Regions from separate parts of the Mus musculus genome. Here region 1 is linked to region 2. A link is a loop called in an ENCODE intact Hi-C map of the cell type or tissue named here. Cell type or tissue: left cerebral cortex. All regions are shown on one strand. Each heading gives the region's core, and the rest is flanking DNA. Links, peaks and the distances in the headings are about the cores only. Region 1 overlaps Cacna1g (calcium channel, voltage-dependent, T type, alpha 1G subunit). Region 2 overlaps Cacna1g (calcium channel, voltage-dependent, T type, alpha 1G subunit).

Region 1 (6,560 bases), core at 1,079-5,078, 54 kb before region 2:
CTCTGCAGTCTTTGGGCTCTGGGAAGCCAGAAAGAACTCACGCCAGTTCTGCTTCCCAATCTGGCCCCTTTGTGCCTCTAGCCTTCAGGGAGAAAGAGCAAGGCAACGATTCCCTCGGCCTTGAATTCCCTTCCCAACGGCAAGCATCCCTTGCTCTGCTGAACATGGGTTTTCTGTGATGAGTACCTGCCAATCCACTTCAAGTAAAACTAACCCTTGTCTCCTCGGGGCTCCCTGCTATAATACACAAGCACCATGGGGCTCTAACCTGTGACTGCTGTGATCTGATAGCATGTGTGTCTCTGTCCTTACTGAGCTCAGAGAGCAGGAACTGTATCCCAGTGCCTAGCAGCAGGAAGCTGCTAGGGGAGTGGGTGTGGGAAGAGGGACCATGCCTGACCCCCACGAGCATGATGCTGACAGATATTCCTATATCTGTGATCAGGAGACACAGACATCAACACAAGGCACACAAGCATCATCTGGCTCTATAAGTCACTCTCTGGTTCATGGATGGTGGATCCCAGGCTTGGCCAGAAGTAAAGACACGTAAACCCTGCCTTACGTCCTTCAGTTTAGCCCAAAGTGTGGAAACTCTGGACCTGGGATTGGGAGCCTTGATACCTGGGTACCACCTCCAATGGATGTTGGTTGCCATGGCAACAACTGTACCTTGGCCCCTAGGCCTCCTCAGTGAAACAAGGTGTGTTCATGAGGTGGGGGGGTGGTGGTGGTGGTGGTAACTCCCAACTACTTCTCTTTTACCCAATACCGTGTTCCTAGTACCTAGAGCTGCTCTCTCATTGGCTGGAAGAATAAAAGTGTTGACTCTGGCCATTACCGACAGCACAGGAATTCCAATTGGAGAGTCTCACCCCAGGACCTAGGTCCAGCCCTTCACACTTGCTTACCTGGCGCCTGAGAGGCCTCTGAGCCAGAGGGGAGCGGCCAGGTGGGGGTAGTTTAGGGATGGCGCCCCAGGTGGGAGCCCCATGAGGCTGGAGCAGATAGTGTGCATCTTTGGGAAGCTGTAGGATGCAGCTGGTGTCTGCTGGTTGGGAGTGAACAGACAAGATGGAGCCTGTGGGGAAGGGACAGGGAGGGTTGAGTAGAGATAGTGTTTGATGCTTTCCTTCGGGTCCTCCTCCCCATCAGAGCCTTTACCCATCACTGCCCTAGGATGAGAGCTACCTCCTCTAGTCTGGGTATTTCCCTTTAGCTTAGGGTTTCTTCAAAATAAGAGACACTGCTTTTTGTTGGTCTTAGGCAAGGTCGTCTCTCCTCGTGTGAGCTAAGCTGTTTCACCCCAGACTTGGTACCTGACTGGGCTTTGGGGAGCCCCCAGCCCCTGTGTCCTAGGGATCTCTCGGCAGTGCTCCCATTGCGGCACATGTAGCTGTCATTGGGCAGAGAGTGTGTCCGGCTGACACCAGACTTCCTCACAGTCAGCAGGTCTGGTCCTAGGGGGACTGGCCCCTCCTCAGTGTGAGGTACCATCTGCAAGAGGATGAGAGGATGGGGTGAAGAGCATGCAGATGGGGTTTGGTAGCTGAGGAAAAGCTAGACAGCAGGAACTAAGCCCTCTCCCGCCAGACCCACAATCTCCTCCCACATACACCTACCCACACCCACCTCCACACCCTCCTAGGCCAAGGTAATGGGCATGAGCATGGAAGGAAATAGGAAGACATACAATGAGTCTCTACGTACAGGGAGGAAGGAGTGGAAAGGCCCCACCCTGAGAGCATGCCCACAGAATCACCCGTGAGCCTCTGGGCTGGGGATGGTGGAGGACCAGGAGGGGAGAAAAAAGAGAGCAGCCCCCAGAACTGCATGTGATCCTCTCAGAGAGTCTGAAAGTTACCCCAGGGATCAACAGGGGACAGGCCTGAGCTAGATCCATGCAGGTTAAATAACAGGTAAACACAAGGGAGATGTCCCATCGTATTCTGCGGATCTACTTTAATCACACAGAGACTCTAGAGGGTGGAGGTGGGTAGCAAGTCCTGGGCACTGGGAACTCAGTACTCCCTCAGGGGACAGACTGAGGTGGGAGTGGGTCTGGGAAACCTGTTTTAAAGAAAGGAAATGATCAGCCCAGGACCCCAGAAGAAGAAACCAAGGCTAGATCCCAAAGAGTCTCTCTCCCTCTTTAGAATCCTTTTCGCTAGGCTACTCTGTCTCAAGGAGGCTGAAAAGCCCCTCCCCGCCCATGGGCTCAGCTGGTCTCAGTCCCAGCAAGTGGAAGATGGCAAGGCTGAGTAGAGCCTGAGTCTTTCCCTTCTATTCTCAATCCCAGGACCTACTCCTTCCAACTGGCCACATCCTCTAGAGCCCCTCCCAGACTTTGATCAAGATCCTGCCTCAGCTGACCCAGCTCTCACCAGTAGGCAATGGGTGAGAGGAGGGGGGCTGCTCACTGTCGTGGGAGAGGGGGCAGGGGGAAACTGAGGAAAGGTAGGAAGGTCAAAGTACCAAAGCCCCAGGAGCTTGTTGAGGACAGGACACAAAGACACACAGGGACAGCAAAAGGAAACAGGAACAGTTCCCCAGGGGGAAAGGCATGGTGGTGACAGCAAAGATATGGGTCTCACCCAGGACACTAGTGAGTCTCATGAGAGAGAGGCAGGAGGAGGGAGCAGGGAGGGAGGGTTGGCTGGTACAGGGCTCCAAACACAGAAGCTGACTCCCAAGCTACTTCTGTTTTGGGCTATCATTCCTGGAATAACCCTGTCACCACGGCTGCTCATGTGACCCCTCTGAGCAGGGTCTTGGTTTTTATCTTATCTAATTCCTTTATTACCCGCAGGGGGTACAAGGAAAAAATTCATGCCAGCAAAGGCTGGGGCACTTTGTGCCCACAAGTGAACGCCTCTGGGCAGGACCTGGGCACAGAGTGGGAGGAAGACCTGGAGCCCTGCAGCCAGCCGAACCCAGGCTGGGGGAGCAGCAAGGGATGTGTGCATGTACATTGCTCTCCAGGGCACTAAGTAAGAGTGTGTGAGTGTCATCAGGCAAAGAGTCATCCGTCAGAGCTAGAGAGCAGGACGGTTCAGACACAATCTCTGACGTCAGAGACAGAGCCTCCATCTCAGCTAGAGGGATCTAGACAGGAGAGAGATGAGCAGGCGTGAGAAACCAGGACACACACTGGGCACACTCGCAGCCCCCACTTCCCCTTTTCCACAAAGCGGGGAAGAAGGCATTCCATTTCACTCCCCGCCCCTTGCCCAATATACCCACGGCCCCTCCCCTCTCCCACTTCAACCCCCTGTGCTGATCAGAGAGTCTGCAGCAGGCACCAAAGAGACAGAGCAAACACTGGCAAAGCAGAGAGACCAAGAGACGCAGAAACACATTCTAAAGATACCCCAGGCATCTTAGCAGCCCCCTCCCACACTACCAGCACCCGGGGAGAGAGCGGAGGAGAGGGCTTCTACTCTCATAAAGATGATACCAAACAAACAAAATAAAAAGAAGAAAGGCCAGCAAAGCCCTGTCTCCTCTCTGCAGACAGAGCAGCATGGCAGCGGGGGATGGGGGGGGGCACGCTGGGGACAATGCCACCAGTCTGACGGCTGTTTTCTGCCTATTCTCTTCGCTTCCAAAAGCCTAGCAGGACTTGGCTTGCCCCCAGATTCTGGCTTCTCCCCTCATGGGCCCTCCTCCGCCTGACTGCAACCTGCTTCCCCCTCTCCAACGTGGGCCTTAAGGAGGTGCTCTCCCAGCCAGTGTGAAGGGGGCACACTCTGGTCACCACATCATCTAGCTGGCTCACCTAGGAGCTTCAGCACCTGCAAGATATCGAGGGTGGGGTGAGTGGTGTTTGGGTGAGTGGGCTGTTCTAATCAGTGTCCTATCCTATCCCCCCTCCCTCCACTTTTCCTATGGGCTTAGCTTAGAATGGGGGGGGGCAGAAGGGGGAAGACTAGCTACATTCCCTTTCTAGGTCAGTGCCAGGTCTGAGACTGGATTCTAACAAGAGGCACGGGTCCTTACCATGTGAAAATCACTGTCGATTGCCTACCAGGCTAAAGACTGCCTAGGAACCTGTGAGCCTACCCCTTCTCCCATCAGGTGGTGTGTCACTAGGCTTCAGATGTAGTCCACACCCAGCTCCTGACCTGGAGTGGGGGTGGGAGATTGAGGGAGTATTGAGCCAATGGGAGGAGAGCAGGGCTGGAGGAACCAAGAAAGCAACAGCTCAGGGTAAGCTGCGTGTGGTGTGCCCAGAAGGAGGAGTACCCTAGGTGCTCCGGGAAGGAATTGCATCTGGTGAGGAAACCAAGCCCTGCTTCACATTTATGCCCCAGAATTCACTTCTATTCCCTCAGGATAGAAAACTGCCTATGACAGCCCTCATCACATCCAGTGGACTTTGTACTCAAAAAGCCACTAGAGGAGTGTGGATAGGTAACTGGACACTACAGAAGAATCAGACTAGCTAAAACAGGTACCTCTAAGGGTTCCATGGCCACTTGCACTAACCTCTGCAGATCTTCTTATCTGGACCTGATACCTAGCCTTCTTTACCCCCCAAGTCCCACTGTCCCATCTCTGCTCTGTTCCAGCCCCTCCTCCATCCCCCTCTCTCTCCCTTGATAGGATGATTTCCCTACTTTCCAGAGCCTGGACTACCCTCCCCACTGTCTCCTGCCAGGTGCAGTGTGCAATTATGTGGCTCTACAGGCCTCTCTTTTTCTAGATACTCAGTGGGCAAGCCACACACCCCCAGCCACCCCAGAAGCACAGCACAGCATGGCACAACTCGGCAGGGTCAGAGGAAGGAGCACGTGACAGGGTACAATAACCTGTGGGTCGGAGTCGCCCGGGCTGGGGGCGGAAGGGAAGGCAGAGGGCTGGCCCCCTGGGCCTGCCAGCTCGTCCATCAGCTTCAGCTCCCCCTCCAGGGAGCCCTGGATCAGCAGGGAGATGGTGTCAAACAGCTGTCTGTCCTGGGAGGACCAGCCCAAAAGGGGAGCCGGGAGAGTCAAGGGAGCAGGGATCAGAGGGGTAACAATGAGAAGTATCAGGGCCAGGGGATTGTTGGAAAGGGGTTGAAAGAATAGAAGTGGAGCCCATGTGACGCACACACACAAACACACACACACACATACACACACACACACACAGAGCAACAGAGAGATGAGAGAGGAGAATGGGGGAGGTGCAGGAGGAAGGAGAGGTGGGGGATGAGAATAGTCAGAGTCCAAAGGGGAGAGGGAGAGAGAGATAAAGAGACAAGGAAAGGGTAGGGAGATGGAAGGTAAGAGCATGGAGGAAAGAGGTTTGACAATCGGGTAAGGGTGAAAAAGAAACAAGAAGGAAACAGAGAACTTAGCCTTGAACCTAGGAGCCTAGACGGGGAAGCCACACCAGGCTAGAGGAGCTAGTAAGACTGCCACCGCACTGCTAGAGGGCGGTCGGCCATATACAGAGAATATGGGCAGTCATTCTGGGAGGGGCACTTGGCAGCTAGCTCCTTCAACGTCGAGGTAAGAGGGGCAGGAAGATGGAGAAGCCCCTGCCCTGCTGGGCTCCTGTATGACCCCACTGAGCTGCTGTTTGCCCTCCCTACCCCTCTCCTGTCCCGTGGCCCTTTAGAAGGGACGCTGTTGCTCACCGTGGGGTGCTCAAGGGAGAAGCCTGAAGAGGCTGCTCCAATGTGGGCCGTGGTGTGTGGAGCCCCAGGCTTAGGGCTGTCAGGGCTATTGACACCTTCCACCCCAGGCCAGAGGAAGGGGCTGCCCAGCGGGGAGTGGGGCTGCGGGCTGAGTGTCTTCATCTCTAGCTCCAGCTCCGCCTCCAACTCCGCCTCCTCCTTGGCCTCTTTGTTGCTCTCTTCCAGGTGCTTCATCAGCACGGCTATGACCACGTTGACCAGCACAAACTGGGCCGTCAGCACGAAGGACACGAAGTAGATGGGTGAGATGACGGTGTTGTAGCAGGTGGACTCCTGGTCACAGTCCCGGAGGGTGTCCTGTGGGAGGTGTTGAGGGCAGAGGCATGAGGGTGAGGAGGGCAGCCGATGAGTGGTCATGGGATAGCAGAGTGCGGAGGGAGAAGGCCCTGGGTAAGCATGAACATCAGAGTCCTGGTGCTGTGAGGTATGAGTGAATCAGAGCATGTCCCGGGGAGAGAGAGAATCCAGCGTGTTCTGACATGGGTAACAAGGGGGTATGCTTTTATTCATGGCTAAAACATCCTCTCCTAGACTCTTACATCAGAGGTTGGGTGTCCTCCCTGTTATTCCAGCAGCTCTGGCAAGGGGTTCCCAGGTTCTCACCTTCATAATACCATTCCAGTTGTCACCAGTGGAGACTCGGAAGAGGGTCAGAAAGGCCATACCAAAGTTCCTAAAGGTGGCATGCCGGCCCAAGCCCTCACAAGGGTGTGTCTCATCACACTCTGGGGGGAAAGAGGGGAAAGGGGAAAACCAAGTTAGTCTTATGATCCCTCTTGATCTCCATCCCTGGCTCCTCCACCATCCCCAAACCTCAACTCACCCAGGTCTCCAAAGAGCTCCACGCCCAGAGCTGCAAAGATGAAAAATAATAGCA
Region 2 (6,560 bases), core at 1,329-5,328:
GGCAAAGGTTCTAAACACCAGCACACCAGCAAATGATTAACCTTCCTGATGGCTACAGCCACCTTGCTGTAGTCGGTCCTAATCCTTTTCAGTTCTTCACCCCCCCCCCCATCAGCTCCTCAGCGCTCCAACTGAGATCAATTCCTCAGGGCTTGCATTAAGGGAATTACAGCAGTGGTTAGTCTGAGGTCTATAAATCTAGTAGCTGTCACCTGGGAGAGGAGGCCAGCCACGCCCCTCTTCTGGATCTCCACCTTAGCACCAAACATCACTGTCCCACCCCAGACTCACTCAGCTGTTCTGCCCTCCCAGAGATAACTGCATCTCTCTCTCTCTTTCTCTCTCTCTCTCTCTCTCTCTCTCTCTCTCTCACACACACACACACACACACACACACACACACACACACACACACACGGCTACTGCAGCATCAGGCATAAAGTCAGGCACGATATCCCCTCCTGAGGACCCAGTGGGGACCATCTGCAATCGTGTATAGGTTGAAGAATTGCAAAGGGGGCCTGCAAAGGAGGAGGGGCAGAACGGCAAAGGAGCTGGAGCTGCCAAACCTTTGTTGGCTCCAGAAACCAATGCGGTTTAATTTAGATAATGGTCCCAGCAGTCACTGCAAGAGTTGGAAAGGGGTGGGGGGTGGGGGTGGGGACGGGGGAATACAACCAGGGCCAGAGGGTAAGGCGTGGAGTAGCCTTGTCTTGAGAGAGGGCCACTAGCACTTTGTATCCCCTTCTGTGGGTCTGACACTTGCTCCACTGGTCCCCACCCACCTTTATTCCCCTAGGAAGGGGTCGTCTAAGGTATTTCTAAGATTCTGTCTAAAGCCTGGCTGAAAAGAGTGGGATGGAGATTTTCCCAGGTAGCTTTGCTAGTGATACCACCAGAGCTAGGGGCTCTGACTGGGTCCCTACTGAACCCTTCTCTGTCTCAGCTTCAAATGGTCAGGTCATGATGCCTGTGCCACATTTCCTCTGAGGGCCCTCTGTCCAGGGGTGAGGGCTAAGGGGTCACTCACTGGGCACCCGGTTAATGGCCCTGAGCGGTCGCAGCACACGGACTGTCCTGACTGCGGAGAAGCTGACATTCTGCAGGTCCAGCGAGTACTCCAGCATCCTGTGGGGAGGGGCCGGGAAGGAGGCCCTTTGAGTTTGAGGCCAACTCCATGTGAAAGAGGCCAGGGAAGACTCCTGCTGTGAGGTGACAGAGTGACCCAGGACTCTCCCCTCTCCTCTACCAAGGGAGGCTGAAGATCAGCTCTCTGTCTAGCGGGCAGGGACACCTCCCACCAAGCAATGACAGTCTCCTCCGACTCAAAAGGAAGATGGTGAGATTCAGAGGACAGGCCCGAGCACTGGAAGCAGGCAGCCTGGGCTGAATGGACAACCAAAGAGGCAGGAGATCTGCCCACTACTCTCCCACCCTAGCCCAAGCCCTCACCCAGCAATGACGATAAAAAAGTCAAGCCGGTTCCAAGTGTCTCCCAGGTAACATTTCTTCCCAAAGATACCCAAAGCGACCATCTTCACCACCATTTCCACAGCAAAGAAGGCAAAGATGAAGTCGTCGAAGGCCTGACGTAGAAAGGAGGGGCTGAAGAAACTGAGGGACTGGGGGACACCCACACACACCCCACCTGGAACCCACCAGTTGGATCTGGTAGAACAGAGTTCAGGGTACTAAGATCCAAGAACCACTAACACACACACACACACACACACACACACACACTCACCTGCAGGATCCGGCAGCGTTGGGAGTCACAGGCAATGTCCTCACACGGCCTGAACATACCCAGAGTCACACAGTTGAGGAGAATAACCAGCATGCTGACTCGCTCGAACCACGTATCAGGTGTCAAGGAAACAGCTATCCAGAGCCAGGGCTGATGGGAGCCTCTCCTGGCATCCCGAATGCTTGCTACCTGTCTATTAACCACCATCACCACCACCACCACCACCCACTCCCACCCTGAGAGACTTCGATCCCATCTTCCTCCTTTGTAAGGTAGAGAAAGCCATGACTACCCTGGCTATTTGCACAAGCCATGTAGGGAATAGCATCGATTGTGCGTGTGGAAATGCCAGGCTCCACGAGTTTGCTGTGAATCTCATCCTCCTCGCTCACCGGATAGATGTGAGAAGCAAGTGAGATAATGTATGCGAATGTGTTACACAAACCTACAGTCGGATTAAGCCTGCCTTACAGTTTACCACGCACTTTCGCACAATGCCACGACGTTGCTCACAACAGCCCCGTGAAGCATCCAAGGTGGATCATTCTATTCCCCACCCACCCACCCCACCCCACTCCACCCCACCCCCGAAACCCAAGGACAGCAAGACCCAGAGAGCTGAAGCCAAGTCATGTGCCAGAGTTGCTCAAGACGCCAGGATGAGACTGAGGCTTCCAAGCTTGTGGCCTACTCTGTCGCCTTCCTTCCCTGCACTACACATACACAAGCCTACATCGTCAACCCCCTCCTTACCCCTGACACTTCAGAGGAGCCCCAAGCTCTCTCTCCAACTGCCAGCTCCCTGTCTTCTCAAAGTCCTCAGCCTGTAGTCACCATGTCCATGCCTTTCAGATCAAAACTGCTCTCCAAGCCAGGGCCTGCACTGGGGACAAGCTTCAGCTCTGCGGAGTGGACATCAGTGCCATACGTGAGGCCAGACTGCCACCATATTTCTTGTACCTTCTAAACCCAAGCCGCTAGGAGCAGAGGGAATTCTTTCTCCATCCCGAGCCTTTCTACATAAGTTCTGTTGCGTGGTTGACCTTCAGCCCGTTGGCATGAAAATATACAAGATCCCCTCTGGATAAAGAAGGTTCCGGGCCCTGGACCCCTCAGATATACAACCAGACACCCTAGTTTCCTCGTGGAAAAACAGGAGTGAGACAGAAAGAGCAAAGAAACCAGAGACAAGTAGAGTCCAGAAAGAAGAAAGGGGTTGCAGCTGCCTGTCGTCTGCCCTGCCAATCCACTCAGGGCCTGGAGCCCATGGGCCTTTCCTGTCTTAGCCTTGCTTCTGGAGTGGTAATGCTTTCACCAGGCCTGAGGAGGTGATCAGGGAGGTTCAGAGGACCAGTCTCAGCCTCCCAGCTGGCCTTCCCCATCCCCCACCTCTGTGCTGAATCACCAACCCTGACTTCTCCCTCAGCCACTTTGAAGCCTTCCTCATTCTATCTAGCCAGGCTCTTTTCTCTGGGGTGCACATCACTATCACCACCCATGCCTAACACCCTAGAAGTCATAAGATGTTTCAGTTTCCCTAATATCCATCCCTTAAGAGAAAGAGACTATGGTGCACGCCTTTAATCCCAGCACCTAAGAGGTAGACGGATCTTGGAGTTCGAAGCCAGTCTGGTCTACAGAGTTAGTTCCAGGACAGCCAGGGCTGCACCCTGTCTCAAAAAAAAAAAAAAAAGTAAAAAAATGAAATATTATCCTAGGTTTAAAGTGGCTTAGTAGGTGAGAGGGGTAAATGAAAGTATTCCTACAGGGGCTGTTTGTTTTCCTGACTGTAGCGATGGATCTCTCTCCAGAATGGGGGTCAGCCAGAGGTCACTCTGGAAGAGGGGGGAAAGGGAGGAAGCCACCACTTGGAAAGGAAAGGACACAATTACCCTTAATAACTGGTCTGTTTTCCCCCAACCTAGCCCATTCTCCTCTGCAGGAGAGACAGGGCCTAGGAGGGGCCCTGGAGAACAATGTTGGGGGAGAAGGGCCCCAGGTATCTATTTGGACATCCAATGACAGTGGCCCTACCTGGTCAAGTCATCCATGTGCTTGGCTCTGTCACAGCGTTAACAGCAGCCACACTACAAAGCCCAGTGTCATATGCAGTCCAGAGCAAATGATCAGCAAGAATAAATGAATGAGCCACTGTGTCTATCAGTCACTCATCTGCCAATCTAGAAGCCAGATGTGCCTCCCCATTCATGATTTCCTGATGTTTCCCTGAACAGTGACAAATTCATGACAGTGATGTAAGGAGGAACAGACTTGACCTATGGAGGAACTTTGTCCCAGACACACTCAGTCTGGGGCCTCTGATAGTCAGAACCTGCCCCCAGACAACCCCATATCAGGCTCTTCACCAAAATCCCCTTCTCCGGACCCTTGGCAATCCAGCCTGCACCCAGGCATATCCCTTGCACTCTGGCTTCCCCTTCACTGTAGGTAGGTATAAAAGGACTGGCAAATCTAGAACAATCTGAATAGAGGAATATCTAAGGTATGTGTGTGTGTGTGTGGGGGGGGTCTTTCACCCTTTTCAGGGTGGGGCTTGTTTCCTTGGCAACACGGCACTATGTCACTGTGTGATGTTCTTCTGTTGCCATAACAACAGAAGAATGTGTCACCAGGTGGTGTGGATTTGTTGCCATGGAAACTGAAGAGACACCCCTCCCCACCCCCTTACACATTCTTTCCCCTTGCCCAGACTGCTCTCTTGTCCTTATGCAAGGAAAAAGAAGCAGGGAGACCCACAGGTTATCAGGTTGGGGGGGGGGGAACCATGTGACAGATCCCCATGGTAACCAAGGGAACGGGGGACACTGGTTGCCATAGTGACTATGAGAGACCTGTGCGGTCACATGTCTACTGTTGCTATGGTGACTGTCCGGGCTGGAGTGGATCCCAAAGGGTGGGAGCAGGAGAGGGGAGGATCTTTCTTCTCCCCATAACCCACCATCAAAAGCAGAGAAAGCGAGAACAGCAGAAGCAGACCTCTCTACCATCCCTCCCCCCTTCTCTCTTTCCTGGGAGAGGGAAATAGAGCATGCTATATCCACAAATGAGTCTTCTCCATAGGTTTTTATCTAGATAGGGCTTTTGCCTAGATTATTGGCAACTAGAGATCTAAGGCCCTGGGCCCAGGGTGTGAACCCAGACAGCAAGCAGGCCTTCTAGCTGCCTCTCTCCCTCCCAGAAGTCTGGAAATGTGAGACTAAGGAATACTGAGGAGGAAATTGGCCTGGAACCAGGAATTCTGGCCTTCTAATAAGAGTTGGGGGATGGGACACAGGTTCTTGCTCCACCCGTCCCAACAGGAGGTTGGTAGTCTATGGGAGCCAATGCTTCCTAGGGTGGAAGACAATGCAGGGATTTAGTTTGATGGCCTGTGCTCATTTATTTTTTCTTCAGAAAAGGGGAATCCCCAACAATGGCCCCGTCCTACTAACTACCCTGTTTCCCCATGCGCCCCCAGCTCCGGTGTGTGGGTGTGTGGGGAGAGAGGTTTCCAACTAAACTGAAAACTGAAGCCTGCCTGAAAGGCAGCCAGCCCCACCCAGAGACAGAGACAGGAGACAGAAGACACAGAGACACATGAGAGAGGGCCACTGGAATCTTTGGGAGGGGAAATAGGCCAGAAATCTGATTCAAACTCTGTGACTGGGGTATGTGTGTGTGTGAGTGTGTGTGTGTGTGTGTGTGTGTGTGTGTGCAGTGTGTCTGTCGCCGTCCCAGCTGAGGCAGGCTGGGCGGGGTGAGAGCTGGGGCGGGAACAGCAGAAGGGGGGCCAGGGTGGAGGGGTAATCCCAGGAATGGCTCCAACTGGCACTAGGGGTGATGGGGAGTCCCCCAGCAGTGGAACAGAGTACGTGCAGAGGAGTCCATATGACCCAGAAGAAAGAAGAATCTGGGACAGACTACCCAAGATCCTCTGCCCCCACCCCAGTTCCACTCAATTCTCTGCCTCAGCTCTTCTCCCCAGAATCTGCTCTGGATGGTCTAGGATTTGGAAATGGGACGAGGGGACATATGAGATTCAAACAACCCCCTTATGTGTGAGCTCTCTCTCTCTCAATCTCTCTCTGTCTCTCTCTCTCTGTCTCTCTCTCTGTCTCTCTCTGTCTGTCTGTCTGTCTCTCTCTCTCTCTCTCTCTCTCTCTCTCTCTCTCTCTCTCTCTCTCTCTCTCTCTCTCTCTCTCTCTCCTGAGGACCCAATGGAGAATCCTCTCTTGGGAAGACTTGGGGCACTGGGACAATGGCAAGGAAGATTACAGAAATTCCTAGGGCCTCCTCCCTTCTAGAGACACACACTTGGACACACACAGTGACGCACAGTTCCACACTCACATTCACTTCTGGAAGCCATTAGGACTCCTGTCTCTCAGGCCTACCCCCCCCCCCCGCCCCCTCCTCCCCTCAACTCCTGGCAGGCTCCCCTCTCCTTCTCTGGCCCCCCTCCCACTCCTCCATCCCAAATGCCAGCCTGTGATTTCCAAATGAGAAAAAGCTGTGCTGGGCTCTGAGCTTGGAGAAACTCCTACACAAACTTCCAGATGTGACACAACAACCCGAGAGGGAATGCTCAGGAACTCCTTCCCGGGAGGGGAACCGCACGCCCTCACATTGTAAGAAACACATTGCAAAGGCCAGTGTTCCCCCGTAACCTGGGAGGCAGTGGTCTGCCAGGGAGCTGCTTGGGCCCATGTCCCTGATCTCCCCAGTACAGGAACATAAACTTTTGTGCCCTTCCTCCTTCCTCCCTCCACAACACACACACACACACACACACACACACACACACACACACACA

Evidence for each region. A loop is a pair of places that touch in the nucleus more often than their neighbours do. Peaks named below come from ENCODE experiments on the same cell type or tissue, not always from the same donor. Only the 100,000 strongest peaks of a DNase experiment are listed, where the experiment ranks them.
Region 1: it touches region 2 in a loop (3-fold over the local background); 6 of 42 quality-filtered maps call a loop at or near these places.

The regions. Positions count from the first base shown.
Region 1 is chr11:94,410,120-94,416,679 of GRCm38, forward strand. It overlaps Cacna1g (calcium channel, voltage-dependent, T type, alpha 1G subunit), which reads right to left. Exons shown (of 35, transcript NM_001177888.1): 30 at 6,507-6,560; 31 at 6,287-6,408; 32 at 5,624-5,980; 33 at 1,320-1,497; 34 at 912-1,081. Among named protein-coding and RNA genes, the nearest start is that of Abcc3, 20 kb to the left of the region's middle. In left cerebral cortex, for the core only: no CTCF peak of the experiment used is centred there; DNase peaks (open chromatin) are centred at 2,710, 3,134, 3,617 and 4,106; H3K27ac peaks cover 1,650 bases.
Region 2 is chr11:94,464,369-94,470,928 of GRCm38, forward strand. It overlaps Cacna1g (calcium channel, voltage-dependent, T type, alpha 1G subunit), which reads right to left. Exons shown (of 35, transcript NM_001177888.1): 2 at 1,748-1,859; 3 at 1,453-1,586; 4 at 1,031-1,128. Among named protein-coding and RNA genes, the nearest start is that of Cacna1g, 6.5 kb to the right of the region's middle. In left cerebral cortex, for the core only: no CTCF peak of the experiment used is centred there; DNase peaks (open chromatin) are centred at 2,202, 2,396, 3,102, 4,566 and 1 more place; H3K27ac peaks cover 1,475 bases.